2 separate regions of the Mus musculus genome follow, and region 2 is linked to region 1. Evidence: chromatin loops called from intact Hi-C (ENCODE). Cell type or tissue: left cerebral cortex. All regions are shown on one strand.

Evidence for each region. A loop is a pair of places that touch in the nucleus more often than their neighbours do. Peaks named below come from ENCODE experiments on the same cell type or tissue, not always from the same donor. Only the 100,000 strongest peaks of a DNase experiment are listed, where the experiment ranks them.
Region 2: it touches region 1 in a loop (2.6-fold over the local background); 19 of 42 quality-filtered maps call a loop at or near these places.

Annotation. Positions count from the first base shown.
Region 1 is chr4:135,886,260-135,894,259 of GRCm38, reverse strand. No RefSeq gene overlaps it. Among named protein-coding and RNA genes, the nearest start is that of Cnr2, 4.9 kb to the left of the region's middle. In left cerebral cortex, CTCF peaks have their summits at 1,167 and 4,197 (motif pointing left); a DNase peak (open chromatin) is centred at 4,180.
Region 2 is chr4:135,943,109-135,951,108 of GRCm38, reverse strand. It overlaps Hmgcl (3-hydroxy-3-methylglutaryl-Coenzyme A lyase), which reads right to left and starts at 4,661. Exons shown (of 9, transcript NM_008254.3): 1 at 4,569-4,661; 2 at 476-559. The coding sequence starts at 4,628. In left cerebral cortex, a CTCF peak has its summit at 45 (motif pointing right); DNase peaks (open chromatin) are centred at 1,411, 3,955, 4,155, 4,668 and 1 more place; H3K4me3 peaks cover 1,415 bases; H3K27ac peaks cover 2,092 bases.

The DNA of each region.
Region 1 (8,000 bases):
TGCTGGGAATTGAACCTGGGTCCTGTGGAAGAGCAGCCAGTGCTCTTAACCACTGAATCACCTTTCCCTTTTAAAGCTGGGTTCCAGGGGATTGACCTCAGGGCCCCATGCTTGCAGAGTAAGAACTCTGCAGATTGGTCTCATCCCATCCCAGGAAGTGTGTTTTCTCCTTTTCCTTCCTTCCTTCCTTCCTTCCTTCCTTCCTTCCTTCCTTCCTTCCTTCCTTCCGTCTTTCTTTCTTTCTTTCTTTCTTTCTTTCTTTCTTTCTTTCTTTCTTTCTTTCTCTCCTTCTCTCTCTCTCTTTTTCTTTTTTCTTTTTGGTATTTCAAGACAAGGTTTCTCTGTAGCCCTGGCTGTCCTGGAACTCACTCTGTAGACCAGGCTGGCCTCAAACTGAGAAATCTGCCTGCCTCTGCCTCCCAAGTGCTGGGATTAAAGGTGTGTGCCACCACTACCTGGCTTAGGAAGTATGTTTCTAATGTCCAGTTCTAGAACATACTCTGGTATTGTATCTTCCTCATACATTTTTACAGCTATCATTAGGTAAAATGTTTAAGTGGAATCTTATGACCATCACATGAAGTCTTCTCTATAGGAGGGATGATCAGGGCTTCTTCAGGAGGGAGATTTTTATGCTGTGGGTAATGTTGCTAGATTCAGCATGTGAGAATACAGCAGAAATGTTTGAGGGCTAGAGAGATGGCTCAGTGGTTAAGAGCACTGACTGCTCTTCTGAAGGTCCTGAGTTCAAATCCCAGCAACTACATGGTGGCTCACAACCATCTGTAATGAAATCTGATGCCCTCTTCTGGTGTGTCTGAAGACAGCTACAATATACTTAGATATAATAATTAAGTCTTTAAACAAAAAAAGAGAAATGTTTGAGATATGTATGTACTAAGAGTTATTCAGGGCTAGGGATGTAGCTCTGTGGTAGAGTACTTGCCCAGCAGGTGAGCAGCCCTTAGCTTCCATCTCTAGGCCTGGAACAAACTTTTTCCTTTTTTGTTACAGTGAACAGTTAACAGGGTGTTAGGGTGTTAATTAGGTGATTTGTGAGACAGCCCTATGCAGGGTGTGTGTGTGTGTGTGTGTGTGTGGTTTTGGTTTTCACACCAGCAGGAGGTATTCTCCTGACATCTAGTGGGTAGCCTCCAAGAATGCAGCTAATGCGGCTAAGCATTACACAACTGTGGAGGCTGAGGACCCTGCTCTTGTCCCGGATCTGACGTGTTCGGAGCAGACCTACTGCTGCAGGGAGGGGCTGCTGTGATAAGGAGAGCCTTTGGGGGAGGGCAGCTCTTGCTTCTCTCCCAAGAAAGAGTAATTGCCATCAAGAAACAGGGAGAGAGTTCAGGTCCTCCAAAATGAGAGTAAAGGCCAGAAAGGCAAGGCGAGGCCCTCTTGCAGCCTGTGCTTGACCTGTGTAGAGTCATAGAAGCAACTGGAGGTGGCAGGGGTGACCTGGGAAAGATGGAGCTAATGCTCAGAATTCTCACTCCCAGACATCTGGCTCTGAGGAAGCCGCCATGGGAAAGAGAAATGGCATGTCCCCCAACACCTGGCTCTGTCTGCGGCTCAGGGTGTGTGATGGTGGCTAGAGGCATGCACACATGAGGGAGGGAGGGAAGGAAACATTACAAGAACCAGGGAAAAGAAGTATGCAGAATTGAGTTCTCTCTTTTAAAAGTTATGTACTTTATTATTGAAGTGTGTTTATTGTCTTTAATAACTTATTATTTGTATTTTTATATACACTGGTGTTTTGCCTGCATGTATGTCTGTGTGAGGGTGTTGGATTCCCTGGAACAGATGTTAGACAATCGTGAGCTGCCATGTGGGTGTTGGGAATTGAAGCCAGGTCCTCTGGAAGACCAGCCAGTGCTCTTAACTGCTGAGCCATCTCTTCAGCCATGTGTGTGTGTCCATGTGCAGTACTTGAGGAAGCCAGAAGGTGCAGCCTCAGTTGCAATTGAAGGCCCAGGACTGAAGGGGTCATGCAGTGTTTTGGAGATGCAAGTACCATGAGATGACCACCAAGAGCAGCAGCAGCAGTGGAGTACAGACATCTGGAGCCTAGAGGATGACGCGTGTGCTACAAAGGGCCTGGCTGGAGAAGTGACCCAAGCCCTTGGAGGAGCCCAGAAGATCGTGAGTTGGATCCCAGACATTGGACAGTTGGAGATTGACTTTTGCTTTTGATTGTGACTGTGCCCTGATATTTTCCCTCTTGAAGGAAGAAACTGTTTTAGTGGAGCCCACAGTTAAGAGACTATTAATTGTAAAAAGACTTTGAATTTTAAAAGAGATGGATATTTTAAAGAGATTGAAATTTTAAGAATATGTAAAGAATCTCTGAATCTCTGAAACTGGAGTTAGAGGTGGTTGTAGGCTGTCATGTGGGTGCTGGGAACCCAACTTAGGTCCTCTGAAAGCGCAGCAAGCTCTCTTAACTGCTGAGGCATCTCTCCGCCCCTCTGCTACTCCATCACCACCTCCTGGGCTCTCTCTGGTGTGATAAGTCACTTCCTTCATCTGGTCTCAATTTCCCCATTCCTGGAATGAGGAAGTTGGAGAGAAAAGGTACCTTTAAAACCTCCACACACATCTGAATCACCCAGGGACCTGACAAACAGATTGCTGGCCCTGACTCTGACTCTGACTCTGATTTCTGGCTGGAGGTGGGAGGATTGGGTCAAGAATCTGTGGAGAGAGGCTAGGTACGGCAACCCCAGGAGGTCCGGACTTCTCTGTCCTTAGGAAGCAGGTAAATGGAGGAAAGTTGGTTTATATCTCAAATGGTCAAGTGCTGGGCAGCCAGAATCAGTTCCCATGGAGACTGTCTTTCATAACAGATTTCTTCTGGGGGGAATAGCAGGATTTGTAGGGTTTTTTTGTTTTTTGTTTTCCCATCAGGAAACCCTCCACCAAGAATGGGTGGAATCAATCATCTTTGTGGCCCAGGCCCTCCTCCAATGGCTGGTGGATGAGGAAGGTAAATGTCTGTCCTGAGAGGTAGACAACTATGGAAGGAAGCCATCAAGCTGTGAAGAGCAGCTCATGCAGGAGAAGATGGTGTCTGGCCAAACAAGGACTGCTCTGTGTCCTCACAGATGAATGAGGCCATGCTGGGAATTCCTTCTGCAGGATCTGGCCTGACTGATATGCAGTTCTATAAATGTACATGTTTGTCACCTTATATTTTTGTATAGTTTACTAGAGTATTAATATAGTTTTTGGTTTTGGTTTTGGTTTTTCAAGACAAGGTTTCTCTGTATAGCCCTGGCAGTCCTGGAACTCACGTTGTAGACCAGGCTGGCCTCGAACTCAGAAATCCACCTGCCTCTGTCTCCTGAGTGCTGGGATTAAAGGCGTGAGCCACCACGGTTTAATATAGTTTTAAAAAGTAAATGTTTTTAGGTCGCAAAACTTGATTCTTTATCTTTATATGATTATACCCAAAATCTTTAATTTTTTTGTTAAAAGATTTATTTATTTATTATATGTAAGTACACCATAGCTGTCTTCAGACACCCCAGAAGAGATTCAGTTATCATTACAGATGGTTATGAGCCACCATGTGGTTGCTGGGATTTGAACTCAGGGCCTTCGGAAGAGCAGTTGGTGCTCTTAACCACTGAGTCATCTCTCCAGCCCACCCAAAATGTTTAATCTGGAAGAGATAAAGACCTTGTATTTAGTACTGGAAAAGAAGAAGGAGGAGGAGGAGGAGGAGGAGGGGAGAAGAGGAAGAAGAAGGGGAGGAGGAAGGAAGAAGAAGAAGAAGGGGAGGAGGAAGGAAGAAGAAGAAGGGGAGGAGGAGGAGGAGGAGGAAGAAGAAGAAGAAGAAGAAGAAGAAGAAGAAGAAGAAGAAGAAGAAGAAGAAGAAAGAAAGAAAGAAAGAAGAGAGAGAGAGAGAGAGAGAGAGAGAGAGAGAGAGAGAGAGAAAGAAAGAAAGAAAGAAAGAAAGAAAGAAAGAAAGAATCTACATTCCTAGCCAGCTCCTAAGTGAGGCCCTGCTGCGGGCCTTGAGCCCACCTCAGGTCACGTGGTCAATAAGGGCATCCCAGCATCTCCCCTTTGTATCCTGTCCACCTGGCTGGGTCCACTCAGAACACAAGTCCTCCCACTCCTATTACAGTGGATCACCCTGAGGGCTTCGTACTGTGACGTGCTGCCATCTACTGGCTGTGGCTGAGCTGTTTAGGCCCCAAGGGGTGTGGAAGGAGAGAATTGGCTTTGTTCAGCTGTTGTTCTCTGATCTCTACATACACACACTTGCACAAGAATAAGAAATCTTCTGATGCAAAAAACAAAGAAAGAAATAAAAAAAAAGTAAGTGGTAGAGAGAAGTGTGAATACAAGATAAATGCATGTGTCTCATGAATATTCTCTTTGACCAGACTTCAGTTCAGGGTCCTCGTATTTTCAGCTAAGCTTTGGCCTTGGCTCTGCCCTACTCTATCGAGTATTAGCAGAGAGCACTACAGGAAGACTCCATGGTGCACACTTGTCATGACAGTCCTGGGGTGGTTGAGGCTGGAGGATAGCCTTGAGTGGGCCCCTGTCTCAAACAAAGAAAGAAGCCTGGTTGTTCCTCCCATGGAGTTCCTCACACTCTCTGGAGTTCTTTCTTACATCTTCTCAATACAATTAACTCTACTTAAAACCAAACAAAAACAATCGAACAAATCCTGTGGTCCAGCATGGTGGCACACGGCTTTAGGCTTTCATCCCAGCACTCAGGAGGCAGAGGCAGGCAGATCTCTGTGAGTTCGAGGCCAGCCTGGTCTACAGAGCGAGTCCAGGATAGCAAAAGGCTACACAGAGAAACCCTGTCTTGAAAAACAACAACAACATCTTACTAAGTCATGGTCTCCTAGACATTTGACCTTTGACATTTGACCTTTGACATTTGAAACTCCTTAGCTTTCACCTCGGAGGTGAAAACTCCTGGCCTGCCATTAAGCCAGAGTCAACTGACCTTGGTGTCTTCCCTTTTTAACTGCATCTACAGACCCCTTGTTGAGCTTCTAGGACCAAAGCCTTCCTTTGGCCCTTATTGTATCTAAGGGTTGAGTCTATTTCTCTCCTCTTGCAATGGTATTCAAGGAGAGGTCACCACAGCCCAGTGCACTGGCCCCTGCCTAAGTCTCTAGAGGCTGAGGCAGGACAGGGTCAGTGCCAGGACCCAAGAGAGAGAGTTCACCGAGTAAAGACCCTTGGTGTACATACCTGGTGATCTGAGAGAGGGAAAGAGAGGGGGGAGCGGGGGAGAGAACCATCCGGAGGGCTGGACTGGGTGGGGCATACATTTAATCTACTCAGGAAATGGAGATACACCGATCTTTGTGTTCTAGGCCAGCATGACCTACAATAGTGAGTTCCAGGAAGAGGCGGCCATGGAAGAAAGCCACGTCAAACAAAGTACAGGTCCTACTCAAGTGTTAAGGGAACTGGGTGAGAGGGAGGAGATCCTTGCTACCATTTGCTGGGGCACAGGTTCTGGGTAGGAGCCACTCTGTGCGTGTTGAGCTGGCTGGAGAAGTTCTGGAGAGGCCTAGCTCGGGCTTCCTGGAACGGGAAATGGATGGGATCACCACGTCGTTCTCCGTTCTCCATTGCAGGCTTAGGAGACACACACCTTCCCTCTGCCGTCCCCTGCTTACACGCTTACACGCGTCACGGTGAACCCTCCACGCAGGCAAGCTCGCCCTGGATTTCTGTCCGTGCGCACGCACGTCTGCACTGGTCGGTGCTAGCAGAGGAGCCTGCTCAGGCTCTTCATCCTCTCTGCTGAGCTCTGGTACCCTGTCCTCCGGCCCCATTTGTCAGTCCAGCCAGAATCCTCCTTCCCCCTGGTGTTTCTTTCATGGTTCAGCTTTCTCCCACGGCCTCCTCTTCCTGGAACTCACTATTGTAGGTCATGCTGGCCTAGAACACAAAGATCGGCCTAGCTCCATCTCCTGATCAGATTAAAGTTATGCCCCACCCAGTCCATCCCTCCGGACGTTTCCCTCTCCCTCCCCCTCCCCCTCCCTCTCTGTGTTGTGGAGGTCAGGGGACAGCTCTTTGGAGGTGTTTCTAGAAATGGGCTCACTGCTTTTCCTGTCTTGGCAATCTTTTCCTGATGCCATACATTCCCTGCCCTCCCTTTCTTGGAGTGAGAGATGCTCTTTGGCCTATACAGTCTCTGTGCTTTATTTTATTTTATTTATTTATTTTATGAATGTGAATACTCTATCTGCATGTACACCTGCATGCCAGAAGAGGGCATCAGATCCCATTACAGATGGTTGTGAGCCACCATGTGGTTGCTGGGAATTGAACTCAGGGCCTTCAGAAGAGCAGCCAGTGATCTTAACTGCTGAGCCACCTCTCCAGCCCTCAGTCTCTGTCCTTTGGTCTGTGGCTTCCCTTGAATAGTCTTACAAACTTTACAATTAGTATGTCACAAATAATTTTACCATTCAATTTATTTTTTTATTTTTAGACAGGGTTTCTCTGTATAGCCCTGGCTGTCCTGGAACTCACTCTGTAGACCAGGCTGGCCTCCAACTCAGAAATCTGCCTGCCTCTGCCTCCCGAGTACTGGGATTAAAGGCGTGCGCCTCCACACCCAGTCCACTCAATTGTTTTTTTTCTTCATATGTATATCTTTTTAAAAATATTTTTTATTAGGTATTTTCCTCATTTACATTTCCAATGCTATCCCAAAAGTCCCCCATACCCTCCTCCCCAACTCCCCCACCCACCCACTCCCACTTTTTGACCCTGGCTTTCCCCTGTACTGGGGCATATAAAGTTTGCATGACCAATGGGCCTCTCTTTCCAGTGATGGCCGACTAGGCCATCTTCTGATACATATGCAGCTAGAGTCAAGAGCTCAGGGGTACTGGCTAGTTCATATTGTTGTTCTACCTATAGGGTTGCAGTTCCCTTTGGCTCCTTGGATACTTTCTCTAGCTCCTCCATTGGGGGCCCTGTGATCCATCCAATAGCTGACTGTGAGCATCCACTTCTGTGTTTGCTAGGCCCCGGCATTCAATTGTTTTTAAGATTTTATTTTCACTGTTATTGTTGATGTTGTTGAAGGCAGCACACACATGCCCTATGAAGAGTGTGGAGAACAGAAGGCAACAGTGTGGACTCAGTTTTCTCCTTCCATCTTTTATGTAGGTTCTTGAACTCAGGGGTAAGTAGCTTTAACCATTGAGCAATCTTGCTGGCTCAGTTTTGTTTTGTCTTTTTTGTTTTAGATGGGGTCCTACACAGTTGCCCACATTGGTCTTGTATATTCTCATCAACGCCCCCCCAACCCCCAGTTTTAAAACTCTCAAGTGCTAGGATTCATAGGTGTGTATCAGGTCATCCAGGTGTGTATCAGGTCATCCAGGTGTGTATCAGGTCATCCAGGTGTGCATCAGGTCATCCAGGTGTGCATCAGGTCATCCAGGTGTGTATCAGGTCATCCAGGTGTGTATCAGGTCATCCAGGAGTGTATCAGGTCATCCAGGTGTGTATCAGGTCATCCAGGAGTGTATCAGGTCATCCAGGTGTGTATCAGGTCATCCAGGTGTGTATCTGGGTCCCAGTAAGTTGCCTAGGCTTGAACTCAGTCCATAGCCCAGCCTAAGTTTTGGAATCCTTTGGCTTCAGTCTTTTAAATAGCTGTGATGATAGACCCACACCACCAGGCACAGCTAAGATAACCGTATCTTCAAGGGTAGATTTCAGGACCCACGACAAAGCAAATAGGGGGAAGGAGTTAACTTAGTGGTGAGAGCATTTTCAAACCTGGATCCTGGTAAAAGCTGAGCGTGTGTGGTGCACACCTGCAACCCCCACCTCCTGCCCCACAACACTGGCTGGGGCCCCGCACAGCACTGAGAGCAGACAGGAAGATCCCCAGGGATTGCTGGTGACCCAGCCAGGGCATACAGAGGTTGGGGGGTGGGTAGGTGGGTGAAGTCAGCAAGCTCTATGTTCAGGGACAGTTC
Region 2 (8,000 bases), 57 kb before region 1:
ACCTTAAAAGAAAAGATATATTTATTTTATGTATGTGAATACACAGTTGCTCTCTTCAGACACACCAGAAGAGGGCATCAGATCCCATTATGGATGGTTGTGAGCCACCATGTGGTTGCTGGGAATTGAACTCAGGACCTCTGGAAGAGCAGTCAGTGAGCTTAACAGCTGAGCCATCTCTCCAGCCCTAGAACACTTTTTTAAAGAAAGTTTTATATTCCTTTCTAAGTAAATACTTCTACATATATATAAGCCTTTTATGTTTCTTCTACATAGGGGTAAGACTGAGTATATATTTTGTTTTTCAGTCTTGAGCCACTTGATATACTTATTATTATAAGATTATATTATTACAATATTATATAATATTAACATCTGTATAATATTCCAGGTTAACAAAGTCCATAATGTATCTGACCCAACTTCCCTGGAATGCTCAGAACAGAGGCACGAGGCATCCTTTCCCCCTCCTTACCTTTTCATTCTGCAGCCCATCTCGGGGACCGACTTCCACGATCTTCACCTGCTTTGGCAAAGTGCCCATGGAGGAGGTGCTCACCTTTGGTTTAAATGAGGAAACCCAAGTGTCAGGCGTTAGCATAGGACAACACAGAAAGCACTGGTCTCTCTTTGCTACCACAGGCAGCTATGGTACCTCACATCTAGGCTCTTTCAATCTTAAGATAAAAAAGCAAACTGCTTTGAACAGGAATAAGCAAGGAAGCTGTGCTCCCAGCCCAGCCGGGTCCTCCTCTGGTCCAGACCCACCTCCCCTGCCCCCCCACCCCCTTGGCTCCGTTTGTACATCAGTCATTCAGCAGTCCCCAGACTTCCACACTGTCCTCTCACTCACTTGATCCCATCCTGCCTATCTCTGCAGAAGGTAGCGCGTATGCACATCCACACGTATACACTGCTGCTCAGCTGGAATCTGACTCACCCCTTCCTCCCCCTTGTCATCCTGCCTGAGAGGCTCTGCAGAGTTCAGTGCTGGCTGACCTCATCACTCACCCCTACTGTTCCACCCCCTTCCACCCTCTGCCCACGCTTGCTATGCTGCAGCCCAGCAGGCCTGACCTAGATCCCCTCAATCGTTCAGTCAGTCAGAAAGCCTTCCTCCCACCAGCCTTGGCAGAGCTATTTTTTTATTAATTTTTTTCGAGAAAGGGTTTCTTTGTGTAGCCCTGGCTGTCCTGGGACTCACTTTGTAGACCAGGCTGGCCTCGAACTCAGAAATCCGCCTGCCTCTGCCTCCCAAGTGCTGGGATTAAAGGCGTGCGCCACCACCACCTGGCACAGAAGAGCTATTAACCCACCATCTTGGGTCCTTTGTATTTCTCCAGACTACAACTATTTCCTTCCATATACGCTCAGGGAGAGGAAGCTCTCTCTACTCCATCTCATCCTGACTGGCTCTGTGCCTGGCAACACGCTCAGTAACGTTACAGGCACAGCGGATAATGAACAAAGGGCACAGCTGTCCAGAGGACAGCAGTCACTGAGACCCAGGAGAAGTGAGCCTCAGATTCAGCATCAGTGATGGGATGCGGAGAAAGACTTGGCTATGTTAAGGCTTGTGTAAAGCCTGATTTGAAGCGAACGGCTCACAGGAGGGACAGTGGGTCTGAGAGAACACCCCCAGCAGTTGAAGAAAGTATTTCCCCCAAATTTTAAAGCTTTTAGTCTACTGTTGAGTCTCTCTCAGATCTTCCCCTACATCCTAAAGAAACTTGCACCGGGCAGTGGTGGTGCACGCCTTTAATCCCAGCACTTGGGAGGCAGAGGCAGGCGGATTTCTTGAGTTCGAGGCCAACCTGGTCTACAGAGTGAGTTCCAGGACAGCCAGGACTACACAGAGAAACCCTGCCTCAGAAAAACAAAAAACAAACAAACACCTTGCTTAATTATTTATGTGTATGGGTATTCTGCCTGCATTTTATGACACATGTGTGCATTGTCCTTTTAAGAAAACAGCATATCCCTTAAGACTGGAGTCACCGATGGTTGTGAGCCACCAGGTAGATTGTAGGAGTCAAGACCAGGTCCTCTGGAAGAGCAGCGATCATTTTAAAGCAGGGAGCCATCACTCCAGCCCTTCCCCCACACCCAGGTAAACATACTGCAATGGGTCAAAGAGAAAGATGCCATGCATGCCAAAGTTCTCCAAGCCCGTGAAGACCTTGAGGAAATCAACTGGAGCTCGCTTGTCAGCGCACCTGAAGCGGCTTTGGGTTTTAGCTGGAACAGTTTCTGACAAGCACCTGAATTACAAGAAGTCGGCAGGGCGCTGGAGAGGTGGCTCAGCAGTGAAGAGCACTGGCTGCTCTGCCGGAGGACCTGAGTTCAATTTCCAGCAACCACATAGCAGCTCACCGTTGTCTGGAATTCCAACTCAAGGATCCAACACCCTCACACAGACAGACAGACATGCAGGCAAACACCAATACACATAAAATTAAAAATTAATAATGACATTAATAATAATAATAATAATAATAATAATACAACCCAAGAAGTCGTCAAGCTGAGTGAAAGGTCCATATAACGACGTCTCCCTCCAACAGACTGTCAGACTAAAAAGACCTAAAACGCCCAGAGGGGCGCGAGTGTCACAGGTCAGGGACTGGATCTGTGCATTGCTCTTCCCAAGGCCCTGAGACATAGCAGAGGCTCAGTGAGTACACACTGAAGCAGAGCCTGCTTCCAACTTCCTTTTCTGGAACACAGTGAACTTAGTTCCACTTCCTCCAGCACACAGCTCTAAACACAACAACCCAGCCAGGTGTGGTGGCTCGCGGCCCGAGGCCTGAGGCCCAGCGCTTGGGAGATGGAAGCAGGGGGAATCAGAAGCTCATGGCTGCTTTCAAGTTGCTACACAGCAAACTTGAGGTCAGCCTGAGATATGTGAGAAATTTTTAAAAAGCCCAGGGTCGAAGAGATGGCTCCACAGAAGATCTGAGTAGGGTTCTCAGACCCAAGTCAGATAGCTCACCTGGTGGTGCATGCCTTTAATCCCTTTAATAATCCCAGGACTTGGGAGGCAGAGGCAAGTAGATCTCTGTGAGTTCAAAGCCAGCCTGGTCTACTAATTGAGTCCAGACAGCCAAGGATGAGTAAGCCTGCCTTTAAAAACCAAACCAAACCAAAAACGGAACAACCAAACCAAACCAAATGAAATAAAAGTGCCATCTTGTGCCATAAGACTCATGAGGGATCATTTCCTCACACTAGTTTGTAAAAATTATCCCTAGCTGGGCATGGTGGTCCATGCCTGTAAGCCCAGAGTCATAGCAGGCTCTGAGTTTGAAGCTAGCCTGGTCTATGTAGTGAATACCAAAGTTATATAGAAAGAAACTTTGTCTTAGATAGATAGATAGATAGATAGATAGATATTATGACCCACCATGTTACTTAATTCTCATTCTCTCCCCCTCTCCCCCTCGGGTTTATTTCCTTAACTTTTCACGTTGATATTTGCCTTTTCATTTGATCCCTGAGCAATCATTGGAAGTGGGTAGACTAAAGATGCAGAAGTGGCTTTCTTTTTCTTTCCCATTTTTTTTGTTTTTGTTTTTTTTTTTTTTTGTTTTTTTTTTGTTTTTGTTTCTTTCGACACAGGGTTTCTCTGTGTAGTCCTGGCTGTCCTGGAACTCGCTTTGTAGACCAGGCTCCCCTCGAACTCAGAAATCCGCCTGCCTCTGCCTCCCGAGTGCTGGGATTAAAGGCGTGAGCCACCATGCCCGGCCAGAAGTGGCTTTCTGGGCTTTCTGAGAGGCACCCACGAGCTGCAAGGAAAGTAGTTTTTCCAAGTGCTAATACAATGCCTAAACTCCCCAACATAAAATCGTAACAGCGCCATCACAGAGCTGAGGGTGTAGCAGTGACGCTGGCGCTGATCGCTCCTAAGTCCAACTCTCACAAAGCACCACCACCGACTGACTGGTCACTCACTAAATCATCCTGAGACTCTGCATTTTACGTATAAGCAAGCTGAGTACACACCTCTGTCACTCAGCCTAGAAAGTGGCAGATCACCCGGACACCAGTTTGCGGTTTAGCCAGCACAGCTCTTTTTGCCCCCCCCCCCTTCCTTCAAATAACTGCGCGTGGTCAGAATGCCAGGACCAAACATGCCCAAAGGACAGTTCTGAGGGAATCCCTGTCCGGCCCACGCGATCCAAGTTCTCCCCAGGCGTCCATAAAAGCAACAAGGGCCGAGTAAGGCGGCAGACAGGGATGCTTGTGTTTCCCACACTGAACACTGTTTTCCACTAATGAAGGGCCGGAGAGATCCGAAGCTCAAATAGGGGAAGGAGTCAGGGTCACCGTAAGGGAGGTAGGACGCCCAGGATGGTGTCCCCGGTCTCCACAGTCACAGCGGGTCGATTCTCTTCCCGCCGCCTCAGTTTCCCCGTTTCTTGCAATGGATCTGAGCCAGACCGGCTGGGTCCGGAACTCTCAAATCCTCCCGGCAACAGTCCCTCGAGCGGTCCCGCTCCTCCGCCTGTCACAGCAGCTGAGGAGGCCCGCCCGATCCCATGACTGTCACCCGCCTGGGGAGCACTTACAGCCCGGAGGGACGTCAAGCCCACCAGCCTCCGCGGGAAAGCCTTCCTCACTGACGCCATCTTCACTCCGGAGGCCAACCCACTGGGCACCACGTGACCGCCGATCCCTCTGTGGGCGTGGTTAGGGCCGGAGGCGGTGCATCGCTCCTCTTGTGAGGCTCCCAGTTTGGTTCCTCCCCTCAGCCTGTCTGTTTTCTTTTCCTACTCCCCTCTAAGTAGCTCTACCCTCCAATCATGCCCACTCCATGATTTTCTGAACACGTGTCCCATGAAGAGCCATGACATTTGACAGCCCATGTGTAGATCCCGAGATTTTTTTCACCTCCACCTGCTTCCCCCACGTCTTAAATCACGCCCGGTTCCAATCCAGGGCCATTTATCTGCCTTCTGAAAGGCGTTGTGTTCCCAGGGCGTGTTGGGGTTGAAGATGACTGGGAAGCTGGTGGGCCAAGCCGATGGCTCCTTTAGTCTTAAAGGAACAGGGAAGGCAAGAAGGCCTAGGTTAGCGAAGGACTGCTATAACTGTGGGCTTCTAGGGGCTACTACTGGTGCTCGGGTGACTTGTGAAACCCTGAAGCTAGCCATTAGGAAATCATTGTGTCCCTGTGTATACACTGTCTTACTTCCTTCTTGTCTTCCCGTCCTCAGCCTCAGTGGGGAAGTCTTCAAATGACTAAACATGCGTGTGCATCATGCAGAATGGCGCAGATCCCGCCCCAAAGGTTAAGGTCACAAAGTAGAATATAAAGGTTCACTGTGGAGCTGGTGAGATGGCTCAGCGGGTAAGAGCACTGACTGCTTTCCCGAAGGTCCCGAGTTCAAATGGTGGCTCACAACCACCTGTAGTGAGATCTGGCCCTCTTCTGGTATGTCTGAAGACAGCGACCATGTACTTATTAAATAAATCTTTGGGCCTGAGTGAGTGGTGGCCGACTAGAGCGAGCAGATGTCCTAAAATTAAATTTCCAACAACCACATGAAGGCTCACAACCATATGTACAGCTATAGTGTACTCATATACTCCATGTAGACCAGGCTGACCTAAACTCAGAGATCTGCCTGCCTCTACTTCTGCCTACTAAGTGCTGGAGTTAAAGATATGTGCCACGATGGCCACCAAAGTTTTAAATTATTACTAGTGTATTTACTTCATGTGCATGGCTGTTTTGCCTACATGTAAGTCTATGTAGAACACCTGTGAGGCCATAAGAGTGAAGCAAGAAAAACATCTTTGCTAAATCCTGACCTGACCTTGGGCTGACATTGAGGTCAGCTTGACCCTCAGGCACTTACAGGAATTTTTGCTAACCTGCTCTGGCCTGCTTTTGTAACCACAAGGCTTTCTGCTCCCATCAAGCAAAAACAAACCTGTCTCCACCTCTACTTTGTTTTTTTTTTAATATTTACTTATTTTATGTATATGAGTACAGTGTAGCTGTACAGATGGTTGTGAGCCTTCATGTGGTTGTTGGGAATTGAATTTAGGACCTCTGCTTTCTCCGGCCCACCCCACTCACTCCTGCCCAGAAGAGGCCGTCAGATCTCATTACGGGTGGTTGTGAGTCACTGTGTGGTTGCTGGGATTTGAACTCCGGACCTTCAGACTCTTACTTGCTGAGCCATCTCACCAGCCCTGTTTTTTGGTTTTTGTTTTGTTTTTGTTTTTCCGAGACAGGGTTTCTCTATGTATCTCTAGCTGTCTTGGAATTCACTCTGTAGATCAGGCTGGTTTCAAACTCAGAGATCCACCTGCCTCTGCCTCCCAAATGCTAGGGTTAAAAGTATGCGCCACCACCACCTGGCTCCCTTTTTTTTTTTTTTTTTTTCCCCAGACAGGGTTTCTCTGTATAGCCCTGGCTGTCCTGGAACTCACTCTGTAGACCAGGCTGGCCTCAAACTCAGAAACCCACCTGCCTCCTTATTCTTACTAAAAGTTCATATCCTGTCATGCTTGCTAACAGCCATCACAGCTACATCAATGAGAAGTACCAAAGTTGTGCCTTTCCCCTTTATAAGCCCCCTGCTCAGAGTGTAAGCATGCAATATCAGCACTTAGGAGCTAAATGCAGGAAGATTAGGAGTTCAAGGCTAGCCTCAGCTACATGGTAAATTTGAGGACAGCCTGAGCTACATGGGACTCTTGTTTTAATTGTGCACTGTAGCTGTATTCAGAGACACCAGAAGAAGGCATCAGATCCCATTACAGATGGTTATGAGCCACCATGTGGTTGCTGGGAATTGAACTCAGGACCTCTGGAAGAACAGACAATGCTCTTAACTGCTGAGCCATCTCTTCAGCCCGGTGGCACGTATCTTTAATCCTAGCACTTTGGAGGCAGAAGTAGAAGGATCTCTGTGAGTTCTAGGCCAGCCAGGACTACAAAGAAAGACCCTGTCTCCAAACAAACAAACAAACAAACACAGGTTCAAAAATAGAATGGGGTCAGTTAGATGGCTCAGTGGGTAAAGCACACCTGAGGCCACAATTTAACATCTGAGACGTGATTCCTGGAGTGCCTGTGCCTGCAGGCACACACATGCACACGCTGGAACAGAAAGCATTCTTAGGGCTGAAATGATACTGAGAACAAAACCTACATTGGAAAGGAAGCCAAGAGGCCTGGGATGGCAGCCTGCACCTGCAATCCCACTGGAAGAAAGCAGCCACCTCTAGGTGGAGTCAGGCCCTTAAAGGGTTTAGCCGATGTGGCAGGATCTGGCTAGGGGACACTCCTAGGAAGATGTTGTTTTCCTTCCTAGAATTCCCACCCCTAATGCAGTCCCCACTGGCCTTGTAAGCCACCATGAGGTCTAGTCTCCACTGGATCTAGTCTAAGCCCCTGACTTGAGAGGTGTAGTCGCCTCCCACAGTCCCTTCCTCCTCTTTTTTGGCAGGACCATTTCTTGGCTCTCGGATGCTGCTCCAGAGCCTAAGCTGCAGGGAGGCTCCCAAACAGTTCGGGTTTCCTTGTCCTTTTTTACTGGGCTCTGGTCCCTAGGCTGTGGCTGCCTCCAGGCATCTGGCCTCCTGCCTTATCTCTAGCCAGGAGCCTCGATATTGGCTCAGTCTCCTCTCCATCCTCTTCCTTCCTTCCTTCCAGGAAGCTGTGGGGTACACAGCTCATCTGCCCTAGGCTTCTTTCAAACTAATCCATTGCCCTCAGCTTTGGTTTGAGTTAGTTCTTTGTGCTTACAACTCTGTTTGCGCTTGTTCTTAAATTTTATTAATGAAACTGAGAACCCCAAGAGGGCACCCTGACTTTCCCAGTATCATATGAGGCTCCACTGGGACCTCCAAAGACTCCTGGCAACTCATCTCCACTGCGTCTTAATTCTTTAATTAGCAGAGCAAATGGACTTGCTCCTGAACCTCTAAACCACATCACTTTGAAGCTGAGGCAGGAAGATCCGGCAAGCGTTTGAGGCTAGCCT